Linked DNA regions of Homo sapiens: region 2 is linked to region 1. A link is a contact called in ENCODE Hi-C or POLR2A ChIA-PET data. All regions are on one chromosome and are shown on one strand. The core of a region is the stretch at or near the end of the contact, and the rest is flanking DNA. Distances in the headings are between cores, read along the strand shown.

The links. Hi-C counts contacts between places; a loop is a spot of excess contacts on that map. ChIA-PET counts read pairs that join two places held with the same protein, here RNA polymerase II (POLR2A). Pooled maps may share reads with other maps.
Region 2: a map of CD8-positive, alpha-beta T cell shows a loop between it and region 1 (11-fold over the local background). The contact joins the promoter of GLCE here to the promoter of FEM1B in region 1. A Hi-C loop is called at or near these places in 1 of 168 maps with a recorded cell type or tissue (CD8-positive, alpha-beta T cell) and 10 of 50 pooled maps. POLR2A ChIA-PET finds 5 or more read pairs at or near these places in 2 of 52 experiments (A549 and GM12878).

The regions. Positions count from the first base shown.
Region 1 is chr15:68,274,831-68,280,917 of GRCh38, forward strand. It overlaps FEM1B (fem-1 homolog B), which reads left to right and starts at 2,915. Exons shown (of 2, transcript NM_015322.5): 1 at 2,915-3,835. The coding sequence starts at 3,588. RefSeq lists enhancers at 2,911-3,812, 3,555-3,754 and a silencer at 3,195-3,524.
Region 2 is chr15:69,159,004-69,164,442 of GRCh38, forward strand. GLCE (glucuronic acid epimerase) reads left to right here and starts at 1,632. Exons shown (of 5, transcript NM_015554.3): 1 at 1,632-1,754. It also overlaps the pseudogene LOC100421574. RefSeq lists an enhancer at 1,294-1,794 and silencers at 1,492-1,701, 1,902-2,011.

The DNA of each region.
Region 1 (6,087 bases), core at 1,665-4,164:
CCATTGTACAGATGTAGAAACTGGCCCAGAGCCACAGCTTGTCCATAGATATGGAAATCCCACCCAGATCTATTCAACACTAAGGGTCACCCTCTTCCTCTATAGTACGTGCAAGGGGTATAAGATTAAAACAAGTGTCTTTACTGGTGCTTGAAAAATAACATTTTTGCATGCACTTTATCTGAGGAACTTCATTGACTTACAGCTGCAGGCTGGATTGACCTGACTTGGAAAAAGAATGCTCCATGGAAGGCATGGCAAATTCTGCTCATAGGCCACTATAATGCCTAGGAAGCAAAGTGCGGGGAAAGGTCAGTCCTGCCTTATTTCCAGGTGGAAGGCTGCAGTTTGTTGTCATCAGCAAATCAATCTCCATCAGGATATAGCTACTTGTAGTTATGTTTTACTATTGCACATTTGCTCAGTGGCTTTCTGTCCAGGGAGGAGGAAATAGGTCAGAAGCACAAGGAACTATTTCTGGGCCCTGGCCTTTGGGAAAGCAGCCTTGTCCTGTTTACATATCCTCTCTCCAGATTTGCACAACCTGACCACAGAAACGTCACCCTCTAAGCCCAGGTAAACAAGCAACTAAATAGTCTCCAGTCAGCCAATAGCTATTAAGAAACCAAGGGAGCCCAGAAGCCTATACGAAGCAACTTTGATAAACACAGAAGAAAACAGCAGCCCAAACCTCCTGACTTTGGGCTGCTGGAGCAAAGAGGTATTCCCATCTTGGGATGGAGGCCACACAATGCAAGTTCTGAGCCCCTCTCTAGCTTGACCCTTGGAGCAGTCACCCCTTGTAGTACCCATCCAGTTATACCACCAAACTGAGGTAGAGAGGGCACGAGGAAGAAGGGAGTCTCTTATTCAGCAATGAGTCTGGATGAATCAGGTCTCCCTTAGAAAACAAAACTGGAAGAAGGGGCCTGTGTCTGGACTTTTTTACATCACCTTCTTCAGAAAGTTGGTTCGGAATAGAATGTAGAATGATTCAGGAACATAATAGGGTAAAAGGCTATGAGGAGATGGTTTTTCTAAAGAGCCAGGCACTCCTCCAGGTCAGCTTGTGCCCAGGTAATCAAAGTGTGTTGGCAGAGGAGAGGGAGGGTGGTAGGGAGACGGAGTTAGAGATATGGAGAGACAGAGAGAGATAGAAAGGCAGAGAGGAGACAGATGGTAGATGAGGTGCATGCTTGCCGTATGGAGCCAGAAAAGGAAGTCATCACACATCTGAATGTGTGAATCCGAGACCAAAAAGCCTGGGTCCCTGTCAAACACTGGGTTTTTTCATGACCCTGAAGTCCCCAAATAAACCAGCCAGCTTCCCCCACTTCTCTATCAGCTATTTCAGAGACGCTACCAGTAGAATCTTACCTTCAGCCCTTATTGCCAATGCTGTTTTTGTTTATGGTAAGGAGAAAAATAACTCGTGTTTCTGTAGGGATCTGCAATAAGTGGGTAAAGCTGAGCTGTAGAATGGAGAGAATTTGAGAAGTGACCCACACCTCCACCAATAGCTGCAATGGAAGTGAGGCCTTTACCTCCTAGAATTGGAATGGTGGGGTTCAAATAAAATAATGTATGTGAACTTGTTGAGCCGAGCCCAGTCCCTTGGAGCCACATAAATGCATTTGTTCTTTCTCTATGGTAAATTTTGTCCTTTGGGGAAGGGAGGAAGAGGGAGGAAGTCACTTTCATATTGAGTTTTTTGAGACTGTCCCAGAAGCTTCATCACCTACCATTCACTCCTACCATCCTAATCCAAGGCCTGTCCCCCTATCTACTCTTGCCTTCCAGAGTTTATTCTCCATACAGCAGCCAGAGTGATCTTTTTAAAAAACACAAATAGCATCTTGTCACTTCCCTCTTTAAAACCCTTCAAATGCCCCCATCACAGAGTAGACTTAAACCCTTTGCTATGGGTTATTAGGCCCTAACGTGTGTTGCATCCTCTGACTTCATCTATCATTCTTACTGTGGCCCACTCTGCTGCAGCCACACTGACCTTTCTGTTTCCGAGCTCACCAGACTGTTCCCTCCTCAGGACTTTTATATTAGCTGTCCCCTTTGCCTAGAATACCGTCTGTTCTTGTCACTTGTCATAGAGGTCTTGTCTGATCACCCAAACTAAATGAGTGCCCCCATCATTCTATTTCATTTGCTTCAGAGCAAATGGTAATGATACCAGTTCAACTGATCTTGTCTATCATTTGTTGACTTATTTGTTCCATTACTGAATCCCTAGTGCTAAGCAGAGCCTGGCACGTAGTCGACCTCTAATATTCATTGGATAAACGATCGTTTCAAATCCTAACAACAATCTTGTGATGTCTGTGAGAAAACGGAGGTTCTGCCGGCTCAGGATGAGATTCCTGCTCTGTCTGAACGCGGGACTCGCTTTCCTTCCCAGGATACCTCGCTCCTTCCACCGCGAGCGCAGCTCCCCTTCGCTCCCATCTTTCTCTCACACTTAACCCCTTTCTCCGGGAAAGTCAGGCCGTACTTCCAGTCCCTTCTCAGAGCCTGGTGTTGTGGCTCTCAAGCCCTCCCACATTTCGGGAACTCAGAAACGCCGCCCTTTTCCTGAAATGGACCCTCCGAGTACGCGCAACCCCTTCCCTAACCCCGGCTCAGGGGCAGAAGCAGGACCCGCACCGTCTATAGTAAAATAGGGTGGTCTCCTTAGCCCATCAGCTTAGCGCCCTCACTCCGCCCCCACTCCCTGGCTGGAGACCCTCAGGGCCGTTTAGGGGCCAGGAGGAGGTTCCAGGAGTCAAGGACATTGAGGACATCCAGGCCCAAACGGGATGGGCCAACTACGCGCAGCAGAACCTTTCTCTACCGGGCCCGCGTGTGCCCGCCGGTCGGCTTAGGCGGAGACACCCCACTTAGCGTCCCTCCCGCTCCCGCCCTCTCCTCCCGGCCCTGTCTGCGAAAGCTCGTCTTCCTCCCCGCCCAAGTTCCGGCGCCGCTCTTGCGGGAGCGTTCCGCATCGCCCCGGGGGCCCCTACGCGAGGATCTCCGGGGCCGTTGGCAGCGCCTGGCACTTCTGAGCTCGGCGGACGAGAGCCTGCAGGTTTCCTCCAGTCAGGGACGGCGAAGGGCGGAAAGCGCAGGAGGAGGCAGTGTTAGGCCTTAGGCCGGGTGGGCCGGGTCAGGAGAGACGCGCCCATCTTTCGCCATCCGGGGTGCGCGAGGTCCTCTCGGGACCCGGCCGGCGACCCGTAGCTCGGGCACGCGCCTGTCGCATCCCGCAGGAAGGAGGGGTCCGGCCTGAGGCCCGGGGCGGCGTCCGCCATGGAGATCCCCTCGGTCCAGGGCCGGCGCCTGGGACCTGGCGGGCGGCCCTGACCGCCTTCCTCCCTGCGCGGGCTGGGTCGCGGACGTGCCCTTCGCGGCACTCGGCCTCCTCTGCGTCTCCGCCTTCCCTGGGCCGCACTGCTGCCTGGGCGCGGCGGCGGCGACGGCGCCCTGTTGAATGGGCTGTGAGGGCCCAGGTTTAAAGCGCTGGCGAACGCGGCCTCCGGGGGCGCACGGCAGCTGCAGCGGTGGCGACCAAACGGGTGTTGGAGTTGGCGGCGGCCATGGAGGGCCTGGCTGGCTATGTATACAAGGCGGCCAGCGAGGGCAAGGTGCTGACTCTGGCCGCCTTGCTTCTCAACCGGTCTGAAAGCGACATCCGCTATCTGCTTGGCTATGTCAGCCAGCAGGGAGGGCAGCGCTCCACGCCCCTCATCATCGCAGCCCGCAATGGACACGCAAAGGTGGTACGCTTGCTCTTAGAACATTACCGGGTGCAGACTCAGCAGACTGGCACCGTCCGCTTCGACGGGTAGGTACATCCCAAGCCAGCCTCTCTCCGACGCGCGCGGACTCGTTAATTCACGGGCCCTCCCCTCCCTCACCCTCTCTTACCCTCTCTTCATGTAGGTACTCACTTCTCCCCTTTTTGTACCACCTCCTGCCCCACTAATGCCCACTTCATCTTCCAGGGCTAATAATCCATCCCATGTTTTGCTGCCCGTCCTCATCAGCCCCTACCCCTCATTCCCTCTGTGGGAAGATAACCACACCCTCGGCCTTGAAATCTAATAGTCGTCTTCTCTACTAGATAGTCTGTGAACAAGCCATTTGGAGGAGGTGGCTGCCTTTCCAGGTTTTACTTTTAGTGGAACTGGTGATGTAACTGATCAGAAATTAAGGAGGTCAGCGGTTAACATTGAAGAACTCCGAAAGAGTTATTTGGGCATCCATTTTTACTCCCTTCAAGTGAGTGGTTCCGTAAAACCTTCAGTGGGCTGCTGGGCTTTAATGTCAAAATAAGCACCTAGAACCAGCAGCAGCTGCAGCATCATGAGGGATTGTCACGCAGCCAGACATCTCAAGACATGATTCTGATTCCTCCACGTTGCTCGGTGTAGATATATTGGCTACTAAGATGGCATTGGACCTGATGTGGGAGATGATGCCATTCTTAAATTACATCTTATCCCGTGATGTTGTGGGGAAGCTTGATCATTTACTGTTAGTTGAGGTGGGAAGTTTAAAAATGCACATTGTTATGCCTAAGATTTGCCCTTTGAGTTTAATTGTACGAATTTTTGGGTATTTGACCAGAATTGTCAGGTTTGACATTATCCTCTTTTCTATGCTGGAGGATTATAACACGTTTTACAGATTACAACTGTATAACGATTTTGCTACATATGTTTTGGTTGACTTGTGGTAGTACATAAGCTATTTTAGCATTTTTTTTTTCTTTTGAAGTCAGTAGGGTCTGAGCATAAAAATATATATCTTTAGTTTTTGGTGATTAGAAACTGCCTGGCTAAAACTCGACTGAAAAAAACATTTCTTCTTTAAGATGACTAGGGAAATGTTCTGTTTCGGTTGATTCTTTTTTAGGTTTAAACAATAAAAGCTTTTTCTTCTATTTTAGATGAGTGGAAAATATTCATAGCATTACATCTTAATGAAATGGTAGCCCATGGGCAATGGCTTATATCACGGGTATCACCATTATACACATTAAGGAGATGTTTTTTTTCATGTTGACCAAAGATGGCAACCTGATTCATGTTTGCTTTTCCTTACTGGCTTTCGTGTCTTCTCTGTAACTCCTTGCATTCCCGCACCTAGAGAAGGAGTGAAGCACAGTGACCTCTGAACCTCCAGTACCGTTCCACCTGTATAGGCATATGAAGTCATTGAGATATGAATTTCTGTAATAACAGCTGCTTGGGAATACTGCTGCTGAGGCAATGTGCATAAGGGAGAATAGTGGGGAGAAAAAAGAGTTAAGAATTTCGAAAGGTTTTGCTTATTGCCATCTTTTTCAGTCGTCAAAGAGATGTTTTGAGGTGGCAATTAAAAGAACCTGAAATGACTAGAAATGTAGCATTGAGCCTGTGTAGTGGCTTATCTTGCCCAATGTTCTGTACTGGCCAGAGAAATTAATGAGTTCGGTAAGTAAACATTTATTGAACACCTACTGCGTGCTAGGTTCTGTGGTAGGGATTGGATATGCAGAGATGAATAACATACTCTTTTGTCTTGGAGGATGTCAGTCTGGGTGGGGGGAGAGAAATTAATAACACAAATGAGTATTTGCAGATGCCATGCCATTTAGGGTTGTAGAAATCATTTGGACTACTGAGAGAAAACAGGGAAAGGAAGTGCTGTTTTATCCGGGGGGAATCTAGAAAGGCTTCACAGAGGAGGTGACGTTCGAGCTGTGTTTTAAAGAATAGTAGTAGGACATGAAGAAGAGGGGCAGCAGCTTGGTGCCCTTGCAGTGACTAGTGTTTCAGTGCTGTTGCAAGAAGGGATTCAAGTTGGGGCAATTAAGAAAGAGATTGTGGGAGACTGGAGAGAGCTGGAGCCCAGATTTTGGTGATCCCTGTATAAAGTACTAAGAGTAAGACTGGTTAAACTGCAATCTCAAATGTTTCCATCATTTAAGATTTCATCTCCTTGATTCTGTATATCAGTTTAGCTTATGGATTATTACAATTATGAATTTATTAGCTGCTATGTAAAAATAGTCCTTATTAAATGCTTGTGATGGGCCTAGCCTGTGTCATG
Region 2 (5,439 bases), core at 382-2,881, 880 kb after region 1:
ACAGTACACTGCAGCCTCAACCTCCCACACTCAAGCGATCATCCCATCTCAGCACCCCGCCTCCCCCACCGCGAATAGCTGGGACTATAGGTGTGTGCCACCACACCCGGCTAGTTTTTTATTTTTTGCATATAGGGGAGCCTTATTATGTTCCCAGACTGGTTTCAAACTCCTGGCCTCAAGCAATCCTCCCACCTTGGCATCCCAAGGTGCTGGGATTACAGGCATGAGCCACAGTGCTCAGCAGCAAATATAATGTTTCCCAAGAAGTGTGATTCCTAGGAGAAAGGAGAAGGTAGTTTGGGTGGAAGAGATTGGGTGGCTTTGTTCTGTTCAAAGGATGGGCGAGACTATGTTTGTGGGAGAAAGATTTAGGTTAGAGGAAGAAATTAATAATGGGGAAAGAAAGAATAGCTGAATAAAATCTGGGAATGGCTGGGATCCAGGGCACAGGTGCAAGATTTAACCTTGAGGAGAAAGGGCACTTCTTGCTGTGGGTGAGGGAGTGAAGAGGGTAAGATGAATGAAGGTACAGGATAGGCATAATAATGAAGAGCCTGGATTTAAGGGTGAAGCCACTGGCTCACATTATAGAGGAAAGGCTAGGAAAGCCGAATTTTCTGGGGCCAGGTCCAGATTTAATATATTTAAGTATAACAGTCTTAATTCATTCCTTTCACCTTATTCAGTGCCCTGGGTGTGCCAAATACTACTGGGCACTGGGGTCTACAAAGGTACGACTTTTCATGTAATGTTGGAATTTGTTATGTTGGTAACTCGAGATTTGCATATATTTAACAGTCTTAATTCATTCCTTTCACATTATTCAGTGCCCTGGGTGTGCCAAATACTACTGGGCACTGGGGTCTATAAAGGTACGACTTTTCATTAATTTTGGAATTTGTTATGTTGGTAACTCGAGATTTGCTTTTCATTCTTCTGGAAGGCTGTATGTAGAAATAAATACAGTCATCAGACGAGTTCTTTGTCAGACCAGATGTCCTGGGTTGGGGTTTGGAAAACATGGGCATCTTAACAATGGTGCCCTGTTTGAGGTGGAGAGGGAGGAGAGGCCCAAATCGGGGAAAGGAATTAAATGGAGGTTTAGACGCGGGTAACCGGAGTGGGTGGGCCTTCAACCTGGAAGATGGGAATCCCCAGCGCACTTCGGGCAGCGCTGTAACCAAGGGTAACCGCACCTCGGTTTACACCGGTGTGAAGACCAGCCTCTTCCCCAAACCAGGTGTATCTACGGCGGCCTAGCAGGACCACACACAAGCCAAGCACGTCACGTCATTCGAGCTACCTTACCGCGAAAGTCCACTGCCTCCTACTACTTCTGGTCACTACTACCTTTGCTCACAGTTTATTAAGGAGGAGCGGAGAAGAAGAGGGGCGGAGAAGGGGCGGGGAGAATCACCTTTCCTTTTTTACAATTGGTCGTAGTAGACTCCGAGTCCTGCCGCCCGTCCTGCAGCCGACAGGCTGCCAGGACTGTCACTCGAGGAGCTGCCGCTACCGCCCCCCGCCGTGGCCCCGCCCCTTGCCGTGGCTGGGATCTCGCGGGAAGAGCTGCGGGCACGGCGGTGGCTCGGTCTCCCGGCTGCGCGCGGAGCGGGAGGGCTCTCCTCACACAAGCGCTTCCTTGCCGAGAGGCTGGAGCTGCGGCACCGCAGGCCTGAGCCACCCCTTCTCTGCTGTCTCCTTCTCTTCCTCAGGGCTCCCGTGTCTGCTCGCCCTCCGACGCTGCTCAGGTTAGAAAGCCCGGAGCGCGTCTCCGCTGAGGAGCGGTCGGGGAGCGGGGACACGGAGCAGCCGGAGCAGGCGGGCTCCTGACGGGGGCGGCTCTGGGGGCTGCGCGGCGCTGCCTGGTGGGCGCGAGGCTTGGCGGGGTTTGGGAGTCCGGGGGGCGAGGAGGCGGTGCAGTGGGATCCGGGCGCGGGCGCCCAAGGGCGGTGTAGCGGGTGCCGGAGCTCCCGAGGTGAGGGGGCAATGTATTAGGGATCCTGGGGGCTCTTCCGGCTTGGGGTAGGGGTGGGTGGCGGCACACGGGGTCCTAGGTCTTTGACGTCGAGGGAGATTTATCAGGGTCTTGAGCTTCTTGGAGGTGGTGTAGCGGGGTTCCGGGACAAGGGGTCTTTTTACCCGGGTCCCGAGCTCTTTGGGGCAGAGAATGCAGTTTAGCAAGGTTTACACCGGTGTAAACCTTGTCTCTGGAGGCAGATCATCGGGGTCTTGGGGGTTCTTTGAGCGGGCGTGGGCGTCCGTTTCGCATTGCTGGGATGAAGAAGCAGTGTGTCCGGGTTCTGGGGAGAGGGGTCTGTTCATCGGTGTCTCCGGGTGAGAGAGCGATGTATCCGTTCCGCTGGGGCCGGGGCCGCCTTGGGGGGTTGTTGGGGGCTGAGGGTGTGTAGCGGCGACCAGCGTCTGGCCGGGGTTTCTGCTTTGCCCGGAGCGGGGCGGTAACTTGGCATGGTCTCCAGTCTTTTGGGGGCGACGGGGCGAGTTAGCTGGCCCCCGGGCAGTCTCTCGGGGTGGGCGCGGCTCCGCAGGCGCTGGGTCCGCTGAGGGCGGGAGAGGGCTTTGGTGCTACCGCGCAGGCTGGGCAGCATCCTGAAACGTTTTTGTTCAGGTCTCCTTCTCTCTGGATGAGATTTACTCAATGCTTAGTTGGAGGATTGATCGGTGTTGTTGCCTAGTTGAAGAAGCAGTGCGTTTGTTCTGCAGTTTTCTTTTCTCTGCCCCGGGATCCCTGTGGGGGCGCGCTGGTCTCGCTGGAGCTCCGGGAGCTAGAGTGGCAGCACCTTAGGTGGGCGTTTGGTCTGCAGGTTCTTTAGGAGGCCGGTGTCCGCAGGTTGAGCGTGGATACAGCTCCTGAGCAACTGGAATCTGTTGAGGGTGGGGAAGACTGATTTTGGCTTGCTTTCCTAGGTGGTGGTCTGCTTTGCTCATCCTGCATGATTAGATCTGTTCTGAAGTCTTGCCTGAGTGAATGTTAGGCAGAGTCGGATAGTGCAGGGAAGCGTGTTCTGTCTGGCTTCTTTCTGTCCTTTGAAAAGCATTTGTAGAGAGGGATAACGTCAAATTCAGCCTCCAGAAAACAATGGAATTTGAAATCCCAAAGCTAGAACTCTGCAAAAACGTTTTCTGTGACCTGTAAGGATGGTTAATCGAGCTTTTTTAGAGAATTCTGCTTAACAGTTTCATTGTATTGTAAAAGTGTATTTAGCCTTGGATATTACAGAGGTTTTGGTAACTAGCGTAGGCGTAGGTGGGATTTAAATAAAATGACTTGTATGTATGTGTATTGGTTAAAAAAAAAAACAGCGTATAGGTGAGAAAGCCTATGTGTTTGCCTGACATTTCTTTTGGTTAGTTACTCTATCACAGAGGCCTGTATATGAAAGTTAATGTGGCAGGCAGTGAAGTCCGTACTCAGAGCTGTTCTGTAAATATGTAATCTGGGGTTAACAGACAAATTTGAGTATACCAAAGCAAATAATTTTGCCTGCCTTAGTCTTTTTCTTCGTGTCAGTTTTTTTTTTTTCTTGTTTTTTGGTTTGTTTCTTTTGAAACAGGGACTTATTCCGCCTTCCAGGCTAGGTTGTAGCATCGCTACCATGGCTCACTGCAGCCTCGACCTCCAAAGCTCAAGCAGCCCTCCCAGTTCAGCTTCCCATCCCCACCCCCAGTAGAGGAGCTGGAACTACATGCATGTGCCACCACGCCTCACTAATTTTATTTATTTATTTATTCAATTAATTAAAGACAAGGTCTTGCGCTGTTGCCCAGTCTGGTCTTGAACTCCTGGCCTCAAGTGATCCTTCAGCCTCAGCTTCCCAAAGTACTGGGATTTAGAGGCGTGAGTCACCATGCCAGGCCTCTTAGATACAATTTTTTTTAAAAGATGTCATTTTTTCTGATCTTAGAACCAGACAGATTAGGGATAATGTACTTAATTTTGGAATTTTACATCATTTTGAAAAACAAAGGAATCCCGCACAGCAATATTTAAGACTTTGAAGGGTTTAAAATAAGTTTTGTTGTTGTTGTTATTCAGACCAAAATACCTGGTTGACATTTACAGCTATCACAACTGATTGCTTGAGCAGATATTTGGTTGGAATGACAGCCCCCAAACCTGTAAGCAGATCTTATTTTTCCTTTTTTTGAGAGAAAGACAAAGAACAAATTAAGCAGGTTTCAGAAACTTTTTTTTTTCTAAAAAGCAGCTTTCATCATTTCTAAGTAAGGCATAGACTGATAAGTCAACACATATTTGATTATCTGCTAGGTGTCACAGCGCTGGATGTACACTGATTAAAGCTGTCATGTGACTTTCCCCTTTAAGTCCAGAGAGAGGAAGAAAACAAATAAATACAGTTAAAAATTGTGATACTGCTAAGGAAGAAATACACAAGGTACTTAAGATTCAGCTCTCTTTTTTTAGTAACCCCTGAATGATGATACGATTGATGTGTGTTGTGATAATAAGAAACCAAGCAAAATAGTTAACTGCCTTCTGAATTAGTAAAGAAAGATTAAATTACAATCAGTAGAGTTTTAGGTGTTAAATGTATGTTGACTCTTTGTAGATGATTGTGCTACGTAAGCATACAAAAGCCTATAAGGATACACATCAGACTTAACCATGTTTGGATTCTTCAGGAGGGAGTTGCAGAGGCATAGAAGAGAGCGGTTTAATTTTATAGTTTTATATTACTTGAATCTATTTCAATGAGCAGACATTACTTTTAAGTACAAGTTAGAGAAACCCTAAAATTAAAACATTTCAGTCACTATGCAAATGGTGAAATGTACAGTATTTATAAGGCTTTTGTCAGTATTGCCAGTTGTACCCGTGTATACTAATGAAGGAAAAGGGTATTTCAAGTATCTGAAAATTATAAGGGTGTGCAGGGTGGGGTGGGTAGCACAACAAAATAAGAAAAGACACAGACCTAAGTAAAATGTTAAAACATGTTAAGTTTGTTGGATATTTAATTATGTAAAGATAAATTAATTTTAGGACTTTCTTTTATCAAATTTAATTGTTTCCTGAGTTTGCAAAAGGAAGTTTTTAGATTTCCTAGAGGAGAATAGGGTGGGGGAATAGGTATTCTTATTGTGGTACAGACTTCAGGAAATTTCTTTTTGTCAAACATATACACATCTGATAGATATATTTTGCTTGTGAAGCATACGAACCATACAAATAATTTTATAGTTTCATTATTACACTGCTGAAAATGACAGTACCAAAGTGTCTTTTGAATTATCATTCAGAGTTCTAGAATCATAAATATGATATACTAAAGCAGTTTCTAGAAAGGAAATCATAAGACATGAATTCCAGTCTTCACTGTGCTACTCATGGTGTGTCCTTGGATAATTCCTTAATCTTTCAGGGCCCCAGTTTTCATATATACATATATGAAT